Regions from separate parts of the Homo sapiens genome. Here region 1 is linked to region 2. A link is an interaction called in ENCODE POLR2A ChIA-PET data of the cell type or tissue named here. Cell type or tissue: B cell. All regions are shown on one strand. Links, peaks and the distances in the headings refer to the core of each region. The heading gives the core; the rest is flanking DNA. Region 1 overlaps TMEM41B (transmembrane protein 41B). Region 2 overlaps DENND5A (DENN domain containing 5A).

Region 1 (11,783 bases), core at 3,670-7,669, 61 kb before region 2:
AACCTTGAAACTTCCAAAGTGCTCTTACTTTTTAATCTTATTTTATCATTACAACAAAACATTCAACACAATTATTCTTTTTTTTTTTTTTTTTTTTGAGACGGAGTCTCGGTCTGTCACCCAGGCTGGAGTGCAGTGGCGCAATCTTGGCTCACTGCAAGCTCCGCCTCCTGGGTTCACGCCATTCTCCTGCCTCAGCCTCCCGAGTAGCTGGGACTACAGGCGCCCACCACCACGCCGGGCTAATTTTTGTATTTTTAGTAGAGATGGGGTTTCACCTTGTTAGCCAGGATGGTCTCGATCTCCTGACCTGTTGATCCGCCCGCCTCGGCCTCCCAAAGTGCTGGGATTACAGGCGTGAGCCACCACGCCTGGCCTACAATTATTCTTATGATGCTGTCCCATGACATCTATAGATCACAAATCTATAGGAAGACAGGGAAGAGATGTGAAGGCGTGCCTTCACTTCATGATGAAGTAAGGCCTGTTTTTAGTGACTTGAGACAAGGCCTCGCTGTGTCACCTATGCTGGAGTGCAGTGGCATGATCATAGCTTGCTGCAGCCTCAGCTACCTGGGCTCATGCGATCTTCCCACCTCAGCCCCCTCAAATAGCTGACTACAGGTGTGTGCCACCATGCTCAGCTAATTATTTGTTTTTTGTAGAGAAGGGGCCAGGGTGTCTTGAAGTCCTGGGCTCAAGCGTCTTCCTGCCTTGGCCTCCCCAAATGCTGGAATTACAGGCATGAGCCATTGTGCTTTGCCAGATAAGTAAGGTTTGGATAAGTAAAGAGAAGGGAAGGGTATTCCAGGCTAGGAGAAAGAGAGTAGTAGGGTTGAAGGTTAGTGTGAAACTTTTATGTGTGTGGGTAGGGAGATTAATTTGTCAGGAGCAGAGGGTTTCTGTTGGGTGGTAGTAGGCGATGAGGTTGGCCTGTTCAGGATGTGTCAGAATGTTCCTGTAAATTCCATGATACTTGGAAATGAATTTGTATTCTATTAAGTGACACATATATAACTTTGACAAATAAGTAGTTATCATCATATGTATGTTTGAACTGTTTTACATGCTATCTGCAATGTTTGGTACATTTAGTGGATTCCTTGCCATTACTCTGGCCTCTAGTCTCAGAGCTAAGCCTAGTAGACTGTGGACCACTTTGACTACTTGAGTAAGGCAGAGGTAACACGGAAAGTCTAATTTTTGCATGATGAAGATGAGAGAGCAGACAGGAGGTGAAACTAGTTAAGAAGCTCTTGAGAATGCATCAAGCCCAGGCAGCAGTGGAAAGGCTGGAGGACACACCTAAACATGTGGAATCCCAGTGCCAGGCAGCCAGGGCCAAATCCATATCCACCCAACATTGGGTGCCCTGGAGGTTCCAATCCTGCCCACTCACCACCTATCAACCCACCCTTTCCCCCAGGCCCCTGTCCTCCTCCCCCAGGAGCTCCGCAAGGCAATTCAGCTTTCCCCCCAGGTTGGCCCCCTCATCCTGTGCCACAGCCAGGGTATCCAGGATGCCAATCCTCGGGTCCCTACCCTCCTCCATACCCACCGTCTGCTCCTGGAATGCCTCCTGTGAGTCCCTTGGCTCCTGGCATGGTTGGACCAGCAGTGATAGTGGGCAAGAAGATACAGAAGAAAATGAAGAAAGCTCATAAAAAGATGCACAAGCATAGCAAGCATTCCTCCTCCTCTTCCAGCAGTGATTCTGACTGAATACAGGCCCTGGGTCCTTCCCTCAAGTCTCACCAGTTCTGCTCTCCTATCAAGCTTCAGATGCCATGTTGTATTGGGGGAAAGTAGCCCTTGTGCTCCCCACACCCTACCCCCGCCTGAGCTTCACCCTGCTGTTGAGCCCTGAGTGGCTAGGGAAAATGGGAAGAGAATTGGCATGGCCTGGCCATCTTGTTGTTGCTTGGATAGATCATATAGCTAATGAGTTTAGCAGGGGAGCTGTTTTTTGAAGATGATGAACTAAATGTTGAAGACAAGTTTGAGATCTGTAAAATGTGATTTTTTACTTCTGCTTATAATACTCATGATTGGGGAGGATTGTGGAAATTTAATTATGATGAAAAACCTCTATCTTTTTTGTAATGTTGGCATACTTGGGGAATTTAGTGGAAAATACATTCCCCAGCAGGCCTTTTGTTGGTTGCACTAACTGCAAGGTTGCTGGGAAGTAGAGTCTGTTTGGTCGATGAGCTTTGACTGCCATTTTGGAACCTTACCTCTCCTCCTTAGCCCAGTATGCTATCTCAGGTCCTATTCTTGTTCTCCAGCTCTCAGTCCAAATAAAGTTATTTCTCCTGGTTAAAAAAAAAAAAAAAAAAAAAAAAGGGCTCTTAACCTAATCGGTTTGAAGGTGACTGGACTAGAGTACATAACTTTTTTGGTGGTGTTTGCCCCGACCTATGTATTTACTAGCAAGTTCTCCATTTTAACTTAAGAGAGCTGGACTATGTTTTTCAATATATAAGTCATGACCCTTGTGAGGGGTGTGAAATCAATTTGATGGATAATCAATAATAAGCATTTTTTTAAAAAAAATGGAATAGAAGAGAAAATATCAGTGCTTTGGGATTAAATGCTGGTTTTTTTTTGTTTAATCTTTCCTTGAGTTATATAGATTTTGTGTATACCGGGTCATGTACATTACTTAGGCTGACATGGTGGCTCATGCCTGTAATCCCAGCACTTTGGGAGGCCGAGGCGGGCGGAACATGAGGTCAGGAGTTCAAGACCAGCCTGACTAACATGAAGAAGCCCTGTCTCTACTAAAAATACAAAAATTAGCTGGGCATGGTGGTGCACACCTGTAATCCCAGCTACTTGGGAGGCTGAGGCAGGAGAATCACTTGAACCCAGGAGGTGGAGTTTGCAGTGAGCCAAGATAGCGCCACTGCACTCCAGTCTGGGTGATAGAGTGAGACTCCATCTCAAAAAAAAATAATAATAATAATAATACATTACTTGGAACACAATCAAAAAAGATTGAAAAACACTGTCTCAAAGTTGATTTTATTGCTTCTAGAAAACAATATTTTTTTTTGTTCTTTTGTTTTTTTTTTTGAGATGGAGTCTTGCTCTGTCACCCAGGCTGGAGTGCAGTGGTGCGATCTTGGCTCACTTGCAACCTCCCCTTCCCGGGTTCACGCCATTCTCCTGCCTCAGCCTCCCAAGTAGCTGGGACTACAGGCACCCACCACCACGCCTGGCTAATTTTTTGTATTTTTAGTAGAGATGGGGTTTCACCATGTTAGCCAGGATGGTCTCGATCTCCTGACCTTGTGATCTGCCTGCCTCAGCCTCCCAAAGTGCTGGGATTACAGGTGTAAGCCACTGCGCCTGGCTGACAATATTGTTCTGACTTGGATAATCCAGATCCCTGGTCTAGATCCTGCCTTGCTATTTGTTTAACAAATACTCCTCAGGTGTCTACTATGAGCAAAGTACTGGCTTACAGAAAGAAGGAAGCTCTGATTACTGTAGATGAAATCTAAGACTAGACTTGGCAGCTGAATATCAACCAAAGCATTAGTATGGTTTGCTGATGTCAGTCTCAACCCAGGTATTATGTATCAGAATTTTTTTGGTCTACGACAGAAAACCCACTGGAACCCTTGCTGAAAGGGAGCTTATTGGTCCATGTAAGTAAATCAAGTAATGAGTAGGATTTGGTGGCATCAGGCTGGAGCCAGTTGCTCAGCATCTTCAGGATCAGATTTTTCTTTCTTTCTTTTTTTTTGAAATGGAGTTTCACTCTTTTTGCCCAGGCTGGAGTGCAATGGTGCGATCTTGGCTCACCACAACCTCCACCTCCCAGATTCAAGCGATTCTCCGCCTCAGCCTCCCCAGTAGCCGGGATTACAGGCACACGTCACCACGCCCAGCTAATTTTGTATTTTTAGTAGAGACGGGTTATCTCTGTGTTGGCCAGGCTGGTCTTGAACTCCTGACCTCCAGTAATTCACCCGCCTTGGCCTCCCAAAGTGCTGGGATTATAGGTGTTAGCCCCACGCCCGGCCAGGATCAGATTTTTCATATCTTGATTTGCTTATTTGATGTCAGCTTAACCTTAAGTTTGGTTCCCCTTGAAGCTTCAGGTAAGCTAAATGCTTCCATGTTAATTTTGAGAATCTTTGTCCTAGTATTACGGATGAAGTCTTGCTATTCACTGATTAGATTGCCTCAGATCAGATGCTTTTTCCTGAACCTATCATTATTGTCAGTAGGTCATCAGAGTAACCTGATTGGCTCAGCCTGATTCATATTCTACATGTAGAAGAAAGAGTAGGAATAGAGCTAAATCAGTTTTCCCAATGACATGGATTTCTGTGATGGATCACTCAGTGATTTTTCTGTATTTGTGCTAAACCATTGTGATGTAGGAAGGAAGAAAGTGAATTTGTAGTGCTGATTTTTGGTTAGGTGGCTATAAGGAAAGAATAAGGATTTCAGTCAAAGGTGCTAGTTCAGATGATACTTCTTGGAGTCCAGGCTGGCATGGAAGGAAGAGAATGAAGAGTCCAACAGAAGGGAGAAAATGGAAGAAGTAAGCTCATGGAAGAAAAAGGCAAGGAATGGAATATTTTATTTAGCAAGTTCTCCATCTTAATGATTTATTGATTTAAAATGTCCAAGGTTGGCCAGGTGCGGTGTCTTGCTCTGTTGCCCAGGCTGGAGTGCAGTGGCGTGATCTCAGCTCACTGCAACCCCCATCTCCCAGGTTCAAGTGATTCTCATGCCTCAGCCTCCCCAGTAGCTGGGATTACAGGCGCATACCACCACGCCCAACTAATTTTTGTATTTTTAGTAGAGGGTTTTACCATGTTGGCCAGTGTGGTCTGGAACTCCTGACTTCAAGTGATGTGTCCACCTCAGCCTCCCAAAGTGCTGGGATTACATGTGTGAGCCACTGTGTCTCGCCTCTGTTGTGTTTTTAAAAAATGATTTTAAGGCTGGGCGCGGTGGCTCACGCCTGTAATCCCAGCACTTTGGGAGGCCGAGGTGGGCGGATCACGAGGTCAGGAGATCCAGACCACGGTGAAACCCCGTCTCTACTAAAAATACAAAAAATTAGCCGGGAGAGGTGGCGGGTGGTGCCTGTAGTCCCAGCTACTTGGGAGGCTGAGGCAGGAGAATGGCGTGAACCTGGGAGGCGGAGCTTGCAGCGAGCCGAGATTGCGCCACTGCACTCCAGCCTGGGTGACAGAGCAAGACTCGAAATAAAATTAAAAAAATGATTTTATTGGCTGGGCACAGTGGCTCATGCCTGTAATCCTAGCACTTTGGGAGGCTGAGGCAGGCAGATCACCTGAGGTCGGGAGTCTGAGACCAGCCTGACCAACATGGAGAAACCCCATCTTTACTAAAAATACAAAATTAGCCGGACGTGGTGGCCCACGCCTGTAATCCCAGCTACTTGGGAGGCTAAGGCAGGAGAATTGCTTGAACCTGGGAGACGGAGGTTGTGGTAAGCCAAGATCAAGCCATTGCACTCCAGCTTGGGCAACAAGAGAAACTCGATCTCAAAAAAAAAAAAAGATTTTATTTTATGATACTTCAGCTGTTTAAATTTATACTTGATGTTAATACCATTTTCAATTAATTTTTTTAATAGTTTAAGACCGTTGAAATAAAGTTTATTTCTGACAATATTACAGTGGATTCTTGTGACCTTAAGAGACTTGTTGGCCTGTAAGCTTATGTCCTTAGGATAAATGGATTTTTTTTCCTTCGTTCGTGGTGGGATCAAGTATATCTAGAAAACACTGAATATTGAAAACTAATGGACTAGATGACCAGTGTGAGTCATTCCTAAGATCTCGTAGACATTGGAATATTTTGCTTTGTAAAAGTAGTAGGAGAATTATGGAGCTACTGGAGGGACATTAAGGTTAAATTATTTTTCAGGATGGATTTATGCATATTGGAAGTTAAAGGAAAGGTACTTGTAAGAGGGAAAAATTGAAGATGTTGAGTATATGGAGAAAGAATTCAGAGAGCAAGATATAGAAGGAAGTGTGTTGACATTTAATGATAAGATGAAGGGAAAGGAGCAAGGGAAGATAATTTTGTGAACAAATCTTGAGGGAGAGATTGGGGTGCTCATTAAAGTAGGAGGCAGCATCATTGGTTGCAGTTAAAGGAAGGTAAAATCAAAGGCTTAAAGTGACTTGAAATAGCTCTTTTGGGGACTGCTATAAAAGAATTACTGTTTGCCAGTGATATCCCTAACTGAAGTTAGAAAAACATGTTGAACGTCTTGTAGGCCAAGAGCGTGATTCTGGCTTTCTTTTTTTTTTTGAGACGGAGTCTCGCTCTATCGCCCAGGCTAGAGTGCGGTGGCGCCATCTCAGCTCACTGCAAGCTCCGCCTCCCGGGTTAATGCCGATTTCCTGCCTCAGCATCCTGAGTAGCTGGGACTACAGGCGCCCGCCACTGTGCCCGGCTAATTTTTTTTGTATTTTTTTAGTAGAGACGGGGTTTCACCGTGTTAGCCAGGATGGTCTCGATCTCCTGACCTCATGATCCGACCGCCTCGACCTCCCAAAGTGCTGGGATTACAGGCGTGAGCCGCCATGCCCGGCGAATTCTGGCTTTCTATAACAGTACCTTTGGCCTGGGAGGAGGTTGGAAAAGCACATAATAGGGTAATTCAGACTGGGAATTAGTATGATGGAAGCTTTGGAGGTTACTAAATACAGAGTACTGGCTGGGCGTGGTGGCTCCCGCCTGTAATCCTAGCACTTTGGGAGGTTGAGGTGGGCGGATTACCTGAGGTCAGGGGTTCGAGACCAGCCTGGCCAACATGGTGAAACCCCGTCTCTACTAAAAATACAAAAATTAGCTGGGGGTGGTGGCCCATGCCTGTAATCCCAGTTGCTTGGGAGGCTGAGGCAGGAGAATGGCTTGAACCCAGGAGGTGGAGGTTGCAGTGAGCCGAGATCACACCACTGCACTCCAGCCTGGGTGATAGAGCAGGACTCTGTCTCAAAAAAAAAAAAAAAAAGAAAAGTGCTGGTGTAAGTAGCTGTAAATGCTAAAAGGCACATGTGTGTAATGTGGCCATAAGGCACATTATAAATGTGTATACTATAAATTTAGATGTAGACCTATAAAAACAAGATTTGGTAGACTCTGTCTACCAAAAAGAAAAAAAAATTAGTAATGGTTTTGAAGGTTTTAAAAGATGCTCATAATATGAAATTATTTTTGTTAGTTTTTCTTATACTCTGGACCTGATTCTAGCAGGAAAGTAAGTTAAAACTGGGCTGGGGCAAGTTAATTGGATTTAAAAGTAGCATACTTTTAGATGGATTTAAAAGTAGCATACCTTTAAGAAGTGTATGATGTGAAGTGTGCCTCCAAAACAGTTTAATATCTATAATTCATCTATAATTAATATCTGTTGCCCAGGCTGGAGTGCAATGGCGCAACTTTGGCTCACCACAACCTCCACCTCCCAGGTTCCAGCAATTCTTGTGCCTTAGCCTCCCCAGTGGCTGGGACTACAGGGGTGTGCCACCACGCCTGACTAATTTTTTATATTTTTAGTAGAGACAGGGTTTCACTATGTTGGCTAGGCTGGTCTCGAACCCTTGACCTCAGGCAATCTGCCCACCGTGGCCTTCCAAAGTGCTGCGATTACAGGAGTGAGCCACGACACCTGGCCTATAATTATAAATTATCATAATGGACATCCTGAAAAAATATACACTACTTGCATGTATAATGTGTCTTTGCTTTGATGTCAGCCTACAGAAAACTCAATACTTATATATATATATTACCCTCATTCCTTACCTACTTTATTGAATAGCTTTTTATTGAATAAAAATATATAGAAAAATAACTATTTTAGCCTTGTGAAAACGGTTTGTGTTTAAATAGGTTTTCTAGCCCGGTTCTATGGCTCATACCAGTAATCCCAGCACTTTGGGAGGCTGAGGCAGGAGGACTGCTTGAAGCCAGGAGTTCAAGACCAGCCTGGGCAAAATAGTGAGACCTGGTCTCTAAATACAAAACCAAAAAATTGCTGGGCGTGGTGGCTCACGCCTGTAATTCCAGCACTTTGGTAGGCCAAGGGGGGCAGATCACGAGGTTAAGAGATCAAGACCATCCTGGCCAACATGGTGAAACCCCATCTCTACTAAAAATACAAAAATTATCTGGGCATGGTGGCGTGTGCCTGTAGTCCCAGCTACTTGGGAGATTGAGGCAGGAAAATTGCTTGAACCCAGGAGGCGGAGGTTGTAGTGAGCCAGGATCACGCCACTGCACTCCAGGCTGGTGACAGAGTGAGACTCCATCTCAAAAAAAAAAAATTAATTAATTAATTAAGCAGACATGGTCACAAACACCTGTGGTCCCAGCTAGTCAGGAGGCTGAGGCAGGAGGATTGAAGCTGAAGGCATTCAACTCCCAGGAGTTGAAGGCTGCAGTGAGCTATGATTTCACCACTGCACTCCAGCCTGGGCAACAGAGTGAGACACCGTCTCATAAAAGTAAATAAATAATAAATAAATGGGGTTTATATTTATAAACCAAAACAACGTTTTTTATTCAATTGGATTTAGTACACCCTGATGTTTTTGCTTTTTGCTGATTATGCTTTCTTTTTTTAGAGAATATAACTTCTGAGTGAATATAACTTATTAGGAGGCCTCAAGATACGTATTGAATTAGGTAATAGCCAGAGCATAAATGTAATGACAGTTAGGTATTTGTTATTACAAGATTCTGCAGAGACCTTTTCATGTTTGACCTACCTGAGATGTTTAAAGTGTGTTTTTAATTCTCTGTGTTCCAAAAAAGCATACATATCAATACGTCTGTGGGTTAATGAACTAGAGTATTAAGAGACAGGCATTCTTGGTTTATTGTTCCATCAGAAGGTACCTTTGTACTATATTATTATCCTCTTCCTTCCTGCAGTAAATTTCATAAGTAAGAGTTGAGCAAATCTCCTTTTTGAGATTAAGATGAAATATAACAAAGTTAGAATAACAGGGACTGATTGGAGGCCGGGCGTGGTGGCTCACGCCTGTAATCCTAACACTTTGGGAGGCCAAAGTGGGCGGATCACCTGACGTCAGGAGTTCGAGACCAGCCTGGCCAACAATGTGAAACTCCGTTTCTACTAAAAATACAAAAATTAGTTGATCCTCGTGGCGTGTGCCTGTAATCCCAGCTACTCCAGAGGCTGAGATGGGAGAATGGCTTGAACCTGGGAGGCAGAGGTTGCAGTGAGCTGAGATCCTGTCACTGCACTCCAGACTGGGCGACAGAGGCTGGGCCACAGAGCAAGACTCTGTCTCAAAAAAAAAAAAAAAAAAAAAGAAAAAGAATAATAGGGACTAGTTGGGAAGTTAGATTGTTTAGATTACTGAAAGTAGGAAAAGATAATTTAGTTTTTTATAGAAAACTTGCTAAATTTAATGAATAGGTAAGAATAATTTATATTTAGTATTATCAAAGCACTAACCTAAGCAATTCTTATTTCAACAGAAATTACAGGTAAATTATAAACAGATATTAAAATGCTTTGCAGACTGGGCACACTCATTCACGCCTATAATCCCTGCACTTTGGTAGGCCGAGGTGGGCAGATCACCTGAGGTCAGGAGTTCAAGACCAGCCTGGCTAACATGGTGAAACCCCCATCTCTACTAAAAATATAAAAATTAGCTGGGTGTGGTAGCACACGTCTGTAATCCCGGCTACTTGGGAGGCTGAGGCAAGGGAATCACTTGGACCAGCCTGGCCAATATGGTGAAACCCCGTCTCTACTAAAAATACAAAAAAAATTAGCCAGTGTGGTGGCACATGCCTGTAATCCCAGCTACTTGGGAGGCTGAGGCAGGAGAATTGCTTGAACCTGGGAGGTGGAGGTTGCAGTGAGCCGAGATCGTGCCACTGCAGTCCAGCCTGGGCAACAGAGCGAGACTCCTTCTCAGACAACAACAACAAAATGCTTTGGAAATACACTTCACATTATTTGGTTCCTTTTAGAGATAGGGTCTCACTGTGTTGCCCAGGCCGGAATCAAAGTTCTGTGCTTAAGTGATCCTCCTGACTGAGTTTCTTGAGTAGTTGGGACTATAGGTGTACACCACCACCACTCTGGCTCAGGATTTTTTTTTAAAAAATAGTATACCCTTCTTCTTTGGGCCTCTTACTTGTAAAAGTGGGCCAGATTTTAGCTTTTCAAACTTTAATGTGCATGAAGATCACGAGTATCATTAAAATGCAGATTTTTGCTTCAGTGGGAATCTGAATTTCCAGCAAGCTTCCTGATAATGCTGATTCATATAGTCTACCAAACATTCTTTGAATAGCAAGGAGCTAGTTGGTTTCTATTTCTCTATGTGTTCAACATAGAATTTAGTAATATCTAGTCAGGGCTCAGTGTTACATGCCTGTAGTGCCAGCTACTTGAGGGGCTGAAGTAGGAGGATTGCTGGAGCCCAGGAGTTCAAGTCCAGCCTCGGCAACATAGGGAGACCCTGTCTCTTGCGGGGGTAAAAAAATCAGCAAAATCTTACTAATGCCAATTGTTGTAGTGAGACAAGGGATAAAAATGAAGCTCATCTTTTATTTAGTCAAGACTTTTTGGTTGAAAGGAATAGACATCAGTTTAAACTAGGAAAAAAGGAAGATTGTTAAAACAAGAGAAAAATAATGCCGGGCGCTATGGCTCACGCCTGTAATCCCAGCACTTTGGGAGGCCGAGGCGGGTGGATCACAAGATCAGGAGATAAGACCATCCTGGCTAACATGGTGAAACCCCATCCCTACTAAAAATACAAAAAAAAATTAGCCGGGCATCGTGGCAGGTGTCTGTAGTTCTAGCTACTCGGGAGGCTGAGGCAGGAGAATGGCGTGAACCCGGGAGGCGGAGGTTGCAGTGAGCTGAGATTGTGCCACTGCACTCCAGCCTGGGCGACTGAGCAGGACTCCGTCTCAAAAAAAAAAAAAAAAACCGAGAAAAATAATATAAGAGAGAATCTCAACTGGCATTTATGAGCAAGAAATAGAGCTAGGCATTGGGGAAGTGGAACGTTAGAAATCAGCAAGTAGCTTAGCTATATTTCCCAATTCTGCTTCTCTGGGTTTCTGTTCCAACCTTTCTTGTTTTCTGATACATGTCTTCGGCGTACCACTTTGGCTTACTGTGTCCTCCACCATTTAACCTTTTAGCTCCAAGTCCCACTATCGCTTGACAACCAGTATCTCTTTTAGTTCAAATTATCAAGAGAAAATCTGGTCAGCCAGTAATGATTTGTTACTACTTGGGTGAGGTGTCCAACCCTGGGCCAGACAGTTTTCTGGGTTTGGGAGGGTAGAATGTTAGAATAGGGGCTACTGAGATTGGCCCCCTTATGGGACAGGGGAAGGGTGTTAATTCAAGAGAAGGGAGATGGGGCAGAGCAGCAATGACAGCTGTCTAATACACATTTGTAAACTTTTATGAAGAAGGATTTGCTAAAGAGAGTATAGGCAGTTCAGTACTTTTAGGATACTTCATAAACGCGTGTTTGAAAGCCACCTGTGCAATAGTTGAATCCATTCTAAGGGAACTAAAAATAATAAATCTGAATTATAGTATACATTTTTTTTAGGCTGGGGTGCAGTGGTGCGATCTTGGCTCACTGCAAGCTCCGCCTCCCAGGTTCATGCCATTCTCCTGCCCCAGCCTCCCAAGTAGCTGGGACTACAGGCGCCCACCACCATGCCCAGCTAATTTTTTGTATTTTTAGTAGAGATGGGGG
Region 2 (11,783 bases), core at 3,604-7,603:
GTGGTGCCATCTCGGCTCACTGCAAGCTCCGCCTCCTAGGTTCACGCCATTCTCCTGCCTCAGCCTCCCGAGTAGCTGAGACTGCAGGGGCCTGCCACCACGCCAGTCTAATTTTTTGTATTTTTAGTAGAGACGGGGTTTCACTGTGTTAGCCAGGATGGTCTCGATCTCCTGACCTCGGAATCCGCCCGCCTCGGCCTCCCAAAGTGCTGGGATTACAGGTGTGAGCCACCGCACCCAGCTGGATTTAGTTCTTAAAAGTTACTAAGTGAAGCAGTTAGTCAAATGCCATATTCCAAATCTTCTGTGGTTGCTGATTTTCATTTGGCGTATGTAGAACCCTGGGCTGAGTCTTATGAGTGGTAGAATCCTGGCATGGCAGAAAATGAGAGTGTGTGCCAGATGTCAAGTTGTTTTCAGTATGCCTTCAGGGGATCAGATATGACTCAGGAAGTAAGATGGCAATAGGTATAGTTTAGACCGTTGTGTTTCTCAAATATTGTACTGTCTTTGATATTTGCTTGTTGTCGTACATGGAATCTCTTGTAGAGCTTCCTGTTAAAGAGAACCAGGTTAGTAATTTTTTATTTTTTATTGTTCATTATGTGATGGGTAAGTCAGGTTAAAATTTTGCTTGGCCATCTGTGGTCTACTTTATGTACTGAACTAGCTGGGTTAGCCTAAAATGCTTTCCTGGAATGCTGAGAGGTCTGAGCAGTGAAAAGTCTGTAGAGGTTTCTCACATTGAGTTTCATTCCTCTGTGAATGTGGGATTCCTTGATATCTTTCTTTCTTTTTTTTTTTTTTTTTTTGTTTGAGATGGAGTGTCACTCTCTTGCCCAGGCTGGAGTGCAGTGGCTTGATCTCAGCGCACTGTAACCTCTGCCTCCTGGGTTCAAGCGATTCTCCTGCCTCAGCCTCCCAAGTAGCTGGAATTACAGGTGCCTGCCACCATGCCCAGCTAATTTTTGTATTTTTAGTAGAGAGGGGGTTTCACCATGTTGGTCGGGGCTGGCCTCGAACTCCTGACCTTAGGTGACCCACCCGCCTCAGCCTGCCAAAGTGCTGGGATTACAGGCGTGAGCCACCGCACCCGGCCGGAAGTCCTTGATTTCTAAACTATTCCAGTTGGCCAAACAATGTATGTGCATTGGTTTATATTGGTCACAGAATCAAAAAATGTCAGAGCTAGAAATCAGAGATAGTTCAGCTATCACTTTTGACAGATGGTAATGATTAATATTTATAAATGACTTTGTAGTTTTACACTGTACTTTTAAATGATTTTTAATTTTTTTAGCCCCGCTTGAAATAAAATTGTTTGTCCATTGTTACCCACCAAGTTAGAAAGATCTGTTAGAATCCAGGTCTTCTGTTTGCTGTCTTACTATTACTGAGGTTTGTTTGTTTTTTTAAAATTATAGATGTGGGAAAACTGAAGCAGTGGCATAATCGTTGAAATGCAGAGCTGTAGTGCGACCTCTTTGTGGTTCAGTCTCCAGCCCACATTGCAGTAGAGGAGCTGTGTCAGGAGAGGAGACAGGTTGCTTGTTTTCAGAATTGTGGTTAACAACAACCATTGTTCTTTCCTCTTTCCCCACTCTTTATCAGTTCTGGAAATGTTTTTCTTAGACTAGGTAGTTACTAGGGGTTTGCTTCTAAGAAACTTTTTTTTTTTTGGTGACAGTTTCAGGATGTTTTATGCTTTTTGCCTGGGTCTGTCTTCTTTGAAGGAAAAAAAAGATTTGCATCTGCTAACCTCAGAAATCCCTCAGTGTAGCCTATAATATGCATGTTTTGTAGTTGTAGTTCGGGGGCTGGCTGTGACTTCTGATTAGCCATATTCTTGATAATAAAATGATATGGAAAACACCTGAGAAATTTTAAGGATTTTTTTTTTTTTTTTAAATTTTATTTTTAAAGGCATGAACACAGAAGAGGAAATGGTTTAGAAAGAATAATTGGGCCAGGTGCGATGGCTCGATCCTGTAATCTCACCACTTTGGGAAGCTGAGGTAGGAGGATCCCTGGAACTCAGGAGTTTGAGGCTAGCCCGGGCAACGTAGTGCAACACTGTCTCTACAAAAAAATTTAAAAATGAGGCCGGGCACGGTGGCTCATGCCTGTAATCCCAGCACTTTGGGAAGCCGAGGTGGGTGGATCACCTGAGGTCAGGAGTTCGAGAACAGCCTGGCTAACATGGTGAAACCCCATTTCTACTAAAAATACACAAAAATTAGCCAGGCATGGTGGTGGGCGCCTGTAATCCCAGCTACTTGGGAGGCTGAGGCAGGAGAATTGCTCGAACCTGGAGGCAGAGGTTGCAGTGAGCTGAGATTGCGCCATTGCACTCCAGTTTGGGCAACAAGAGCGAAACTCTGTCTCAAAAAAATACAATAAAATACAATAAAATAAAAAAATATAAAAATGAGCCCAGTGTGATGGCATGTGCCTCAGCTCCAGAGGACGAGCTGGGAGGATCGTTTGAGCCTGGGAGGTCCAGGCTGCAATGAGCTGTGATTGAGCCACTGCATTCCAGCCTGGGCAGCATAGCTAGACCCTGTCTCAAAAAGAAACAAAAAAAGAAATAATCACAGGCCACAATTATAAGACAGTAAATGAATAAACCTGATTTATAACAAATTACATGCTTTTTCGTTACAACACGTTAGAATTACTTTCCAGGAGTGTCAGAGGACTTGGTTCTTTTTCTTTTTTTTTTTGAGTCGGAGTCTCGCTCTGTCTCCCAGGCTGGAGTGCGGTGGCACTATCTCAGCTCACTGCAAGCTCCACCTCCCGGGTTCACGCCATTCTCCTGCCTCAGCCTCCTGAGTAACTGGGACTACAGGCGCCCACCACCACGCCCGGCTAATTTTTTTGTATTTGTAGTAGAGACAGGGTTTCACCACGTTAGCCAGGATGGTCTCGATCTCCTGACCTCGTGATCCGCCCACCTAAGTGCTGGGATTACAGGTGTGAGCCACCGCGCCCAGCCAGGACTTGGTTATTTTTTCAGGTGTATCATCTCTGATGCCTTTTTCATTCTTTCTTTTTGTAGTTTTAGAACAATGGCCCTCTAACAATGTTTTAGCCTAGTTATGAAGATAGCTACTAATTTTGGGATATATTGTTAATATTGTTGAAGAAAACTAAATATTTTATTTTGGGTAAGTTAGATGTGTAAACCAAAAGTAAAATCCTAAGCCCCTCAGCCAATTGAATGCCCACCCAAGGGGACCCTAGAGAAACCTGAAAAACTAAATTCCAGGTCATGACTCAAAGGGAGGTTGGCCATCCCTCATTATACCCCTCTCTTTTGCCCAGGCTGGAATGCAGGGGCTCAATCACAGCGCAGTTCAGCCTAGACCTCCCAGGTTCAAGCCATCCTCCTACTCAGCCTCTGGAGTAGCTGCGACCACAGACACATGCCACCACACCTGTCTCATTTTTAAATTTTTTGTAGAGATAGTGAGTGTGTCACTATGTTGCCCAGGCTGGTCTTGAACTCCTGGGCTCAAGGGATCCTCCTACCTCAGCTTCTCTCTCTCTTTTGGAGAGGGGTATAATGAGGCATGGCCAACCTCCCTTTAAGTCATGACCACCATTAATGTTAAAATGGAGATCATAAGACTGACAAAAGAAACTCTGACAATAAGATACGAAATTCCAGCTGGGCGCTGTGGCTCATGCCTGAAATCCCAGCATTTTGGGAGACTGAGGAAGGTGGATCACTTGAATCCAGGAGTTCCAGAGCAGCCTAGGCAACATGGTGAAACCCCGTCTTTACAAAAAAGACAAAAATTAGCCAAGCGAGGTGTCACCCACCTGTAGAACCAGGTACTCGAGAGGCCTGATGTGGAGGATTGCTTGAGCCTGGGAGGCAGAGGTTGCAGTGAGATCAAGCCACTGCACTCTAGCCTGGGCAACAGAGCAAGATCCTGTCTCAAAAACAAAACAAAACAACCCAAAGATAACCAAATTCCAACCTGACTCTATCTAGCATCATATGACACATAGCAGACCCTGAAGGAAATAAAAGTATTTTACCCCAAAATGTATTTCTTTGAGATGTTTTAAAATGGCCCTGCAAAGCTGTCTTTTGTGGGGGAAATTTGAGTCTGTAGAGAATCTCCATTAGTACAGACAGGGCTTTCCCAGATCTAGCAGATTATCTAAGAGTTGGATACCTTTTAAGGTCTGAAAAGAGATATTTACCATCTATACTCTTGGTTACCTGGAGGCTTCATCCAAAATTTGTAAACCAAAACCAACCTGTAACATGAGCATCTCAGGCACAAGAACGTGTTGAGACTGTTCCCTGGGCCATGGTCGTTCATATTGATTCAAAATAAATCTCTTTAAATATTTTAGAGCTTGTTTTTTTTTTTCTTCACTAGGTGTCTCTCTCCTTGTTTTTCTTAGAGTTTTTATTTGATAAAAACATTTTTTATTTTTTTCTTGATTTTAAAAGCCATAGGTCAGTATGAAAATGGAAACATTATAGAGCTGTATTATAAACTCCTTTGTCTCAGAGTTGTTGTAGAACTAAATTGGAGTCTGCTTGCCCAGTGCAGTAGAACCAGTTATCTACACTGATATTTGCAGTCATTGAAAGAAAGGCTTTTACTGCAGGGTGCCAAGCAAGGAGGACGAGGCAGCTGAATGTTCAAATCCTGGCCTCCCCAGTGGCTTGCAGGCAAGGGTTTTTTTTTTTTTTTTTTAAGACGGAGTCTCGCTCTGTCGCCCAGGCTGGAGTGCAGTGGCACGATCTCGGCTCACTGCAAGCTCCGCCTCCCGGGTTCACGCCGTTCTCCTGCTTCAGCCTCCCAAGTAGCTGGGACTACAGGCGCCTGCCACCATGCCCAGCTAATTTTTTCTATTTTTTAGTAGAGACGGGGTTTCACCGTGTTAGCCAGATGGTCTCGATCTCCTGACCTCGTGATCTGCCCACCTCGGCCTCCCAGAGTGCTGGGATTACAGGCGTGAGCCACCGCGCCCGGCCAAGGCAAGGGTTTTTAAAGGTATGGGTAAATTTCAGGAAAGCAGGAGCTGCAGGCAAAATTGTGAATCAATACTTGGAGGTTACACATTGATTTAAGCCTAAAAGGAAGCGCTGTCTTGAAGTGGGGTTTATGGGTTGTAGGTAGATGCAAAGATTTTCTGATTTGCAGTTGGTTAAGGAAGAAAAGCTTTGTATAAAAATTTGGGGTCAGTAGCAAAATGATAACTAGTTAGGGGGAGTGACTTTCTTTAAGCCCTTCAGGAACAAACCTTAGAACCTTAGAAAGTTATGATGGTTAACTTTCAGTGTTTACTTCCTTTTTTTTTTTTTTTTTTTTGAGACTTAGTTTCACTCTGTGGCCTAGGCTGGAGTACAGTGGTGCAATCTCTGCTTACTGTAACCTCCACCCCCTGGGTTCAAGTGATTCTCCTGCCTCAGCCTCCTGAGTAGCTGGGACTACAGGAGCGTGCCACCACACCTGGCTGATTTTTTGTATTTTTAGTAGAGATGGGATTTCACCATGTTAGCCAGGATGGTCTCAATCTCCTGACCTCATGATCCTCCCGCCTGGGCCTCCCAAAGTGCTGGGATTACAGGCATGAGCCACCCCACCTGGCCCTACATCCTTTTATCTAAGGTCTATGTGTCCGGTGTGGAACCTCAGTGGGTGTCTGAATTTCTGAAAGACAGCTCAGGGACACATTTTAAGATGTTCTCCTTAGTTTGTGTGGGGAAAGCAAACATCTCTGTCACTGACTTCTTTGGCTATTGTTTTAGGCTACTGTCTTGTTTAACAGGTTGCTCAGTCACTTCTAGGGCTAGCTAGGGCGCTGGAATTTTCCTTGAAGGAACTCATATTTTCCTTTATTTCCATGCTTGGGGTCTGCAGGCCCTAAAAAAGGGGTCCCGGCTCCATCTCAGAGTCAGGTAGGCAAATTTCTTAACTTTGGTAGAAAAACGTACTTTATGTAGTAGGTGCTTAATGAATATTTGTTGTATTAATTATGAAGAGATAGGTTGGGCATGGTGGCTCACGCCTATAATCCCAGCACTTTGTGAGGCTGAGGCAGGCGGATCACCTGAGGTCAGGAGTTTGAGACCTGCCTGGCCAACATGGTAAAACCCCGTCTCTACTAAGAATACAAAAATTAGCTGAGCGTGGTGGTCCACGCCTGTAGTCCCAGCTACTTGGGAGGCTGAGGCAGGAGAATCACTTGAATTTGGGAGGCGGAGGTTGCAGTGAGCCAAGATCGTGCCACTGCACTCCAGCCTAGGGGACAGAGTGAGACTCCCTCTCAACAATAAATAAATAAAATTAAATTAAAAATAGAGGCTGCCTATTCGGACTTTTTTCCCCCGAGACGGAGTCTTGCTCTGTAGCCCAGGGTGGAGTGCAGTGTTGCGATCTCAGCTCACTGCAACCTCCGCCTTCCGGATTCAAGCAATTCTCCTGCCTCAGCCTCTCGAGTAGCTGGGATTACTGGTATGCACCACCATGCCCAGCTAATTTTTGTATTTTTAGTAGAGATGGGGTTTCACCATGTTGGCCAGGCTGGTCTCGGACTGCTGACCTCAGGTAATCCTCCTGCCTTGACCTCCCAAAGTGCTGGGATTACAGGTATGAGCCACTGCATTTTTTGTTTTTTTTGTGTTTTTTTTTTTTTTTGGTGACAGTCTTGCTCTGTCGCCAGGCTCAGGTGCAGTGGCACTATCTCAACTCACTGCAGCCTCCACCTCCTGGGTTCAAGCGATTCTCCTGCCTCAGCCTCCTGAGTAGCTGGGACTATAGGCGCGTGCCACCATGCCCAGCTAATTTTTTTGTATTTTTAGTAGAAACGGGGTTTCAGCATGTTGGCCAAGATGGTATTGGTCTCCTGACCTCGTGATTCACCCGCCTTGGCCTCCCAAAGTGCTGGGATTACAGGCATGAGCCACCGCACCCGGCCTGAAGCCTCTTTTAAAAGGGCCTTGGAGCCAAGCACGGTGGCTCACGCCTGTAATCCCAGCACTTTCGGAGGCCAAGGAGGGTGGATCGCTTGAGCCCAGGAGTTCGAGACCAGCCCCGGCAACACGGCGAAACCCTGTCTCTATGAATAAAGATACAAACATTAGCTTTCTGGGTTGCGTGTGCCTGTAGTCCCAGATCCTCAGGAGACTGAGGTGGGAGGATTGCTTGAGCCCAGGAAGTGGGGTTGCAGTGAGCTGAGATAGTGACACTGCACTCTAGCCTGAGTGACAGAGCCAGACCTTATCTCCAAAAATAAATAAATAAATAAAATAGGCTGAGCGTGGTGGCTAATGCCTGTAATCCCAGCACTTTGGGAGGCCGAAGCGGGCGGATCACCCGAGGTCAGGAGTTCAAGACCAGCCTGACTGACAGGGAGAAACCCGGTCTCTACTAAAAATACAAAATTAGCTGGGCGTGGTGGCACATGCCTGTAATCCCAGCTACTTGGGAGACTGAGGCAGGAGAATCACTTGAACCTGGGAGGCGGAGGTTGCGGTGAGCTGAGATCACACCATTGCACTCCAGCTTGGGCAACAAGAGCGAAACTCCGTCTCAAAAAAATAAATAAAAATAAATAAAATAAATAAATTAAAAAAGGCCTTAATCCCATTAACAAGGGAGCAGCTCTCATGGCCTAATCACCTGTTAAAGGCCTCACCTCTTCATACTATCACATTGGCAACACCTGAATTTTGGAAAGGACACATTTAAACCACAGCAGAAATACAATAGAAATTTAGGAGTATCATCTGCTAAACCAACATCCAGTTTTGCTGAACTCTGAGGTTCTGTATGTCCAAATACACTTGACTCTTGAACCAAGTTGGGGGTTAGGGGCACTAATTCTCTGTGTAGCAGAAAATCCACAAGTAACTTTTGACTCCCTGAAAACTTTACTAACAGCCTACTGCTGACTGGAAACCTTACCAATAACACAAATAGTTAATTAACACATATTTTGTATGTTAAATGTATTATATACTGTAGTCTCACAATAAAGTAAGCTAGAGAAAACATAATCATAAGGGAAATAAAATATTATTTTTTGTGTGTGTGAGATGGAGTCTCGTTCTGTCGCCCAGGCTGGAGTGCAGTGGTGTGATCTTGGCTCACTGCAACCTCTGCCTCCCAGGTTCAAGTGATTCTCCTGCCTCAGCCTCCCAAGTAGCTGGGACCACAGGCACCCACCACCACGCCCGGCTAATTTTTGTATTTTTAGTAGAGACAGGGTTTCACCATATTGGCCAGGCTGGTGTCAAACTCCTGACCTTGTAATCCGCCTACCTTGGCCTCCCAACGTGCTGGGATTGCAGGTGTGAGCCACCGTGCCTGGCTGGGAAATAAAATATATTTATCCTTCAGGAAGTGGAAGTGGATCATTTAAAAGGTCTTTATGCTCATCATCTTCACACTGAGTAGGCTGAAGAGGAAGAGGAGGAGTTGGTCTTACTGTCTTGGAGTGGCAGAGGTGGAAGAAAATCTATGTATAAGTGTACCCACACAGTTGAAACCCATGTTGTTCAAGGGTCAACCGTAGTGTGTAATCCCTTTCTTTGTTAAATATTTAATCTAATATACCCCACCCCATTTTCTCACAACATCTGTGTGAAGTACATTCTTTCCCCTGCGTATTAAAAGTAGTACATTTTGAATTTTATCTACTAGAAGAATGTTTAGTGTTTTGTGGAGGATTGTCAGTCTGCCCATCTAGCTCTGTTAACTACTTAGCTCAGTTAGTTATGAGTGTGGTGCATTTAATGAGGCCAAAGTCATTGAGTTAGTCTCCAGAAGAGCAGTTATTCCAATTAGCCTTACTCGCCTCAGTTTTTTTTTTTGTTTTTTTTTTTTTTTTTGAGACAGAGTCTCGCTGTGTCGCCCAGGCTGGAGTGCAGTGGTGCAATCTCAGCTCACTGCAACTTCTGCCTCCTGGGCTCAAGTGATCTTCCTGCCTCAACCTCCCGAGTAGCTGGGATTACAGGTGAGTGCCACCACGCCTGGCTAATTTTTGTATTTTTAGTAGAGACAGAGTTTCACTATGTTGGCCAGGCTGGTCTCGAACTCCTGACCTCGTTATCCACCCGCCTCGGCCTCCGAAAGTGCTGGGATTACAGGTGTGAGCCACCACGCCTGGCCTCGACCCCCTTTTATGCTAGCCTCAGCTGACCATCCTGCTCACTAGTACACTGTGGGTCATAGGGGGCCAAAAACATGAGGCTGGTAACATTCCATCCCTGTTATTCATAGATGATATTTAAGTTAATGGTTGTTTTTTTATTGAATACATTTCAATGCCAGGTATTAGATGGTATTATCCCCATGTTGGAGATTAGGAAACTAAAGTGCAGAGAGTTTGAATAACATGCCCGAGACTATAAAGCAAGAATTGGAAGCCTGTTCTCCCTGTCTCTAAAGTCTTCTACTTTTGTGTTATTGAAAGACCAACTTAGTGATGGGGCACTTGTTTGCAAAGATGTGTAAGTGAGACAGTCACTGTCCTTAAGGGGCTCATAGTCTTCTGAGGGGTTAGGCGTGTAAGCCAATAATGACAATGCACTGTGATAAATGATATAACGAAGGTATGTTTATAATTGAGAGTGAGTGTCTTGCAATCAGTGATTGTCTAGAAGATCTCAAAGTTAGTTTTCTCTGTTTTTTATTCCCTCCTTCAGCTCTTATTTACTGAGTTCCCGTTATTTACTAGTCACTATTTTAGGTTCTTAAGACACATCAATGAGTGAAACTGCCTTTGTGAAGCTTTGGTTTTAGTGGAGGGAGACATTGAAAAATAAACATAATGAACCAGTAATTTACATAGTATGTTAGGAAGTGAAAAGTGCTGTGGAAACAGTAAACAGGGTTAATGGGATCAGGAATGTTAGGGCAGGGTGGAGACAGATGTTGTACTTTTTTTTTTTTTTTTTTTTTTGAGACGGAGTTTCGCTCATGTTGCCCAGGCTGGAGCGCAATGGTGCAATCTCTGCTCACCACAACCTCCACCTCCCAGATTCAAGCGATTCTCCTGCCTCAGCCTCCCGAATAGCTAGGATTACAGGCATGCGCCACCATGCCCGGCTAATTTTGTAATTTTAGTAGAGATGGGGTTTCTCCACATTTATCAGGCTGGTATTGAACTTCCGACCTCAGGTGATCCGCCCGCCTTGGCCTCCCAAAGTGCTGGGATTACAGGCGTGAGCCACCGCGCCCAGCTGATGTTGTACTTTTAATAGGATGGTCAGGGTATACCTCACTGAGAGGATGACAATTTCAGGAGAATTCTAAGGAGTCAAAGGAGTGAGCCATATGTATATGTGGAGAAACGTATTTCAGGCAGAGAGAAGAGCCTGTGCGAGGGCCATAAGCTAGGAGTATACTTGATGTATTAGAATTGTTTACAATGTTACTGAGGTTGGAGGTAGTAAGTGAGGGGACAAGTGGTGGGAAGATGAGATTAGAGAGGAAGGGAGAGGGAGTGTGGGGGAAAGATGTAGGGCTTTATAGGCCAGTGGTTCTCGTTGTCTGGTCTCTGGACCAGTAGTATCAGCATCACCTGAGAACTTCTTAGAAATGTACATTTTAACCCCACCCTTTACCCGCTGAATCATAAACTCTGGGGATGGGGCCTAGAAACCTGTATGTTAACAAGCCACTGTCCTGATGCATACTAAGGTTTGAGAACCACAGTTTTGGCTACTGTAAGAGTTTTAATGTTACGCACCTACATGACTGCAAATTCTTAGGACTGATGTAGCTTTAAGTTCAGTACCCGAATAACTGTAGAGCTTTGGCTTTAGAGTCTTTCAGTTCTGGTTTCAAATTATGGCTTCCTCACTTTCTAGTTATGGGGACTTGGATCAGCTTGTGAGGATTACATGAGGGGAAGAATACACAAACATCACACACAGACATGCACATACACAGACAGAGTTACTAGGGAAGATGAGTCTCTGTCAAGACAACTATTCACATGAAAGAACTTCCAAATTTTGGACTGCTTAAGTTTAGAAGTTGAATTATTAGCTGGTTGTTAACATACCTCATACCACATCTATCAGCCACATTTTTTGTTTCTACTTGAGGTTTTGTGATCCTGTCATGGGTAGTTGCCTGTCAGGAATAAAATCAACACCTATAACCCCTATCAGGGTCTATGTTGAGTGCTAGAGAAGAGAAGGGCAGGCACACTGAAACAAGGCAGGAAAGGATCAGTTCTTCAGTTCTTTTTTTTTGTTTTGAGACAGGGTCTCACTCTGTTGCCCAGGCTGGAGTACGGTGGCACCATCTCAGCTCACTGCAAACTCTGCCTCCAGGGCTCAAGTGATCCTCCCACCTCATCGTCCTGAGTAGCTGCGACTACAGGCAGGTGCCACCAATCCTGTATATTTTTTGTCTTTTTTCTAGCGATGGGTTTTCACCACGTTGCCCAGGCTGGTCTCTAACTCCTGGACTCAAGTAATTTGCCTGCTTTGGCCTCCCAAAGTGTTGGGATTACAGGCGAGTGCCCCTGCGCCCAGTCAGGATCAGTTTTTGTTTGTTTGTTTGTTTTTGAGACGGAGTTTTCACTCTTGTCGCCCAGGGTGGAGTGCAATGGTGCAACCTTGGCTCACTGCAACCTCCACCTCCCGGGTTCAAGCGATTCTCCAGCCTCAGCCTCAACGAGTAGCTGGGATTACAGGTGCTCACCACAACGCCTGGTTAATTTTTGTATTTTTAGTAGAGATGGGGTTTCACCATGTTGGCCAGGCTGGTCTCAAACTCCTGACCAGCCTTGGCCTC

The links. ChIA-PET counts read pairs that join two places held together with the same protein. Peaks named below come from ENCODE experiments on the same cell type or tissue, not always from the same donor. Only the 100,000 strongest peaks of a DNase experiment are listed, where the experiment ranks them.
Region 1: POLR2A ChIA-PET joins it to region 2 with 7 read pairs; 17 of 35 experiments call an interaction of 5 or more read pairs at or near these places.

The regions. Positions count from the first base shown.
Region 1 is chr11:9,301,218-9,313,000 of GRCh38, reverse strand. All of the region lies in intron 1 of TMEM41B (transmembrane protein 41B), which reads left to right. It also overlaps the pseudogene PRR13P2. Among named protein-coding and RNA genes, the nearest start is that of TMEM41B, 7.5 kb to the left of the region's middle. In B cell, for the core only: no CTCF peak of the experiment used is centred there; no DNase peak of the experiment used is centred there.
Region 2 is chr11:9,240,168-9,251,950 of GRCh38, reverse strand. All of the region lies in intron 1 of DENND5A (DENN domain containing 5A), which reads left to right. Among named protein-coding and RNA genes, the nearest start is that of DENND5A, 19 kb to the left of the region's middle. RefSeq lists an enhancer at 1,381-1,490. In B cell, for the core only: no CTCF peak of the experiment used is centred there; a DNase peak (open chromatin) is centred at 5,250.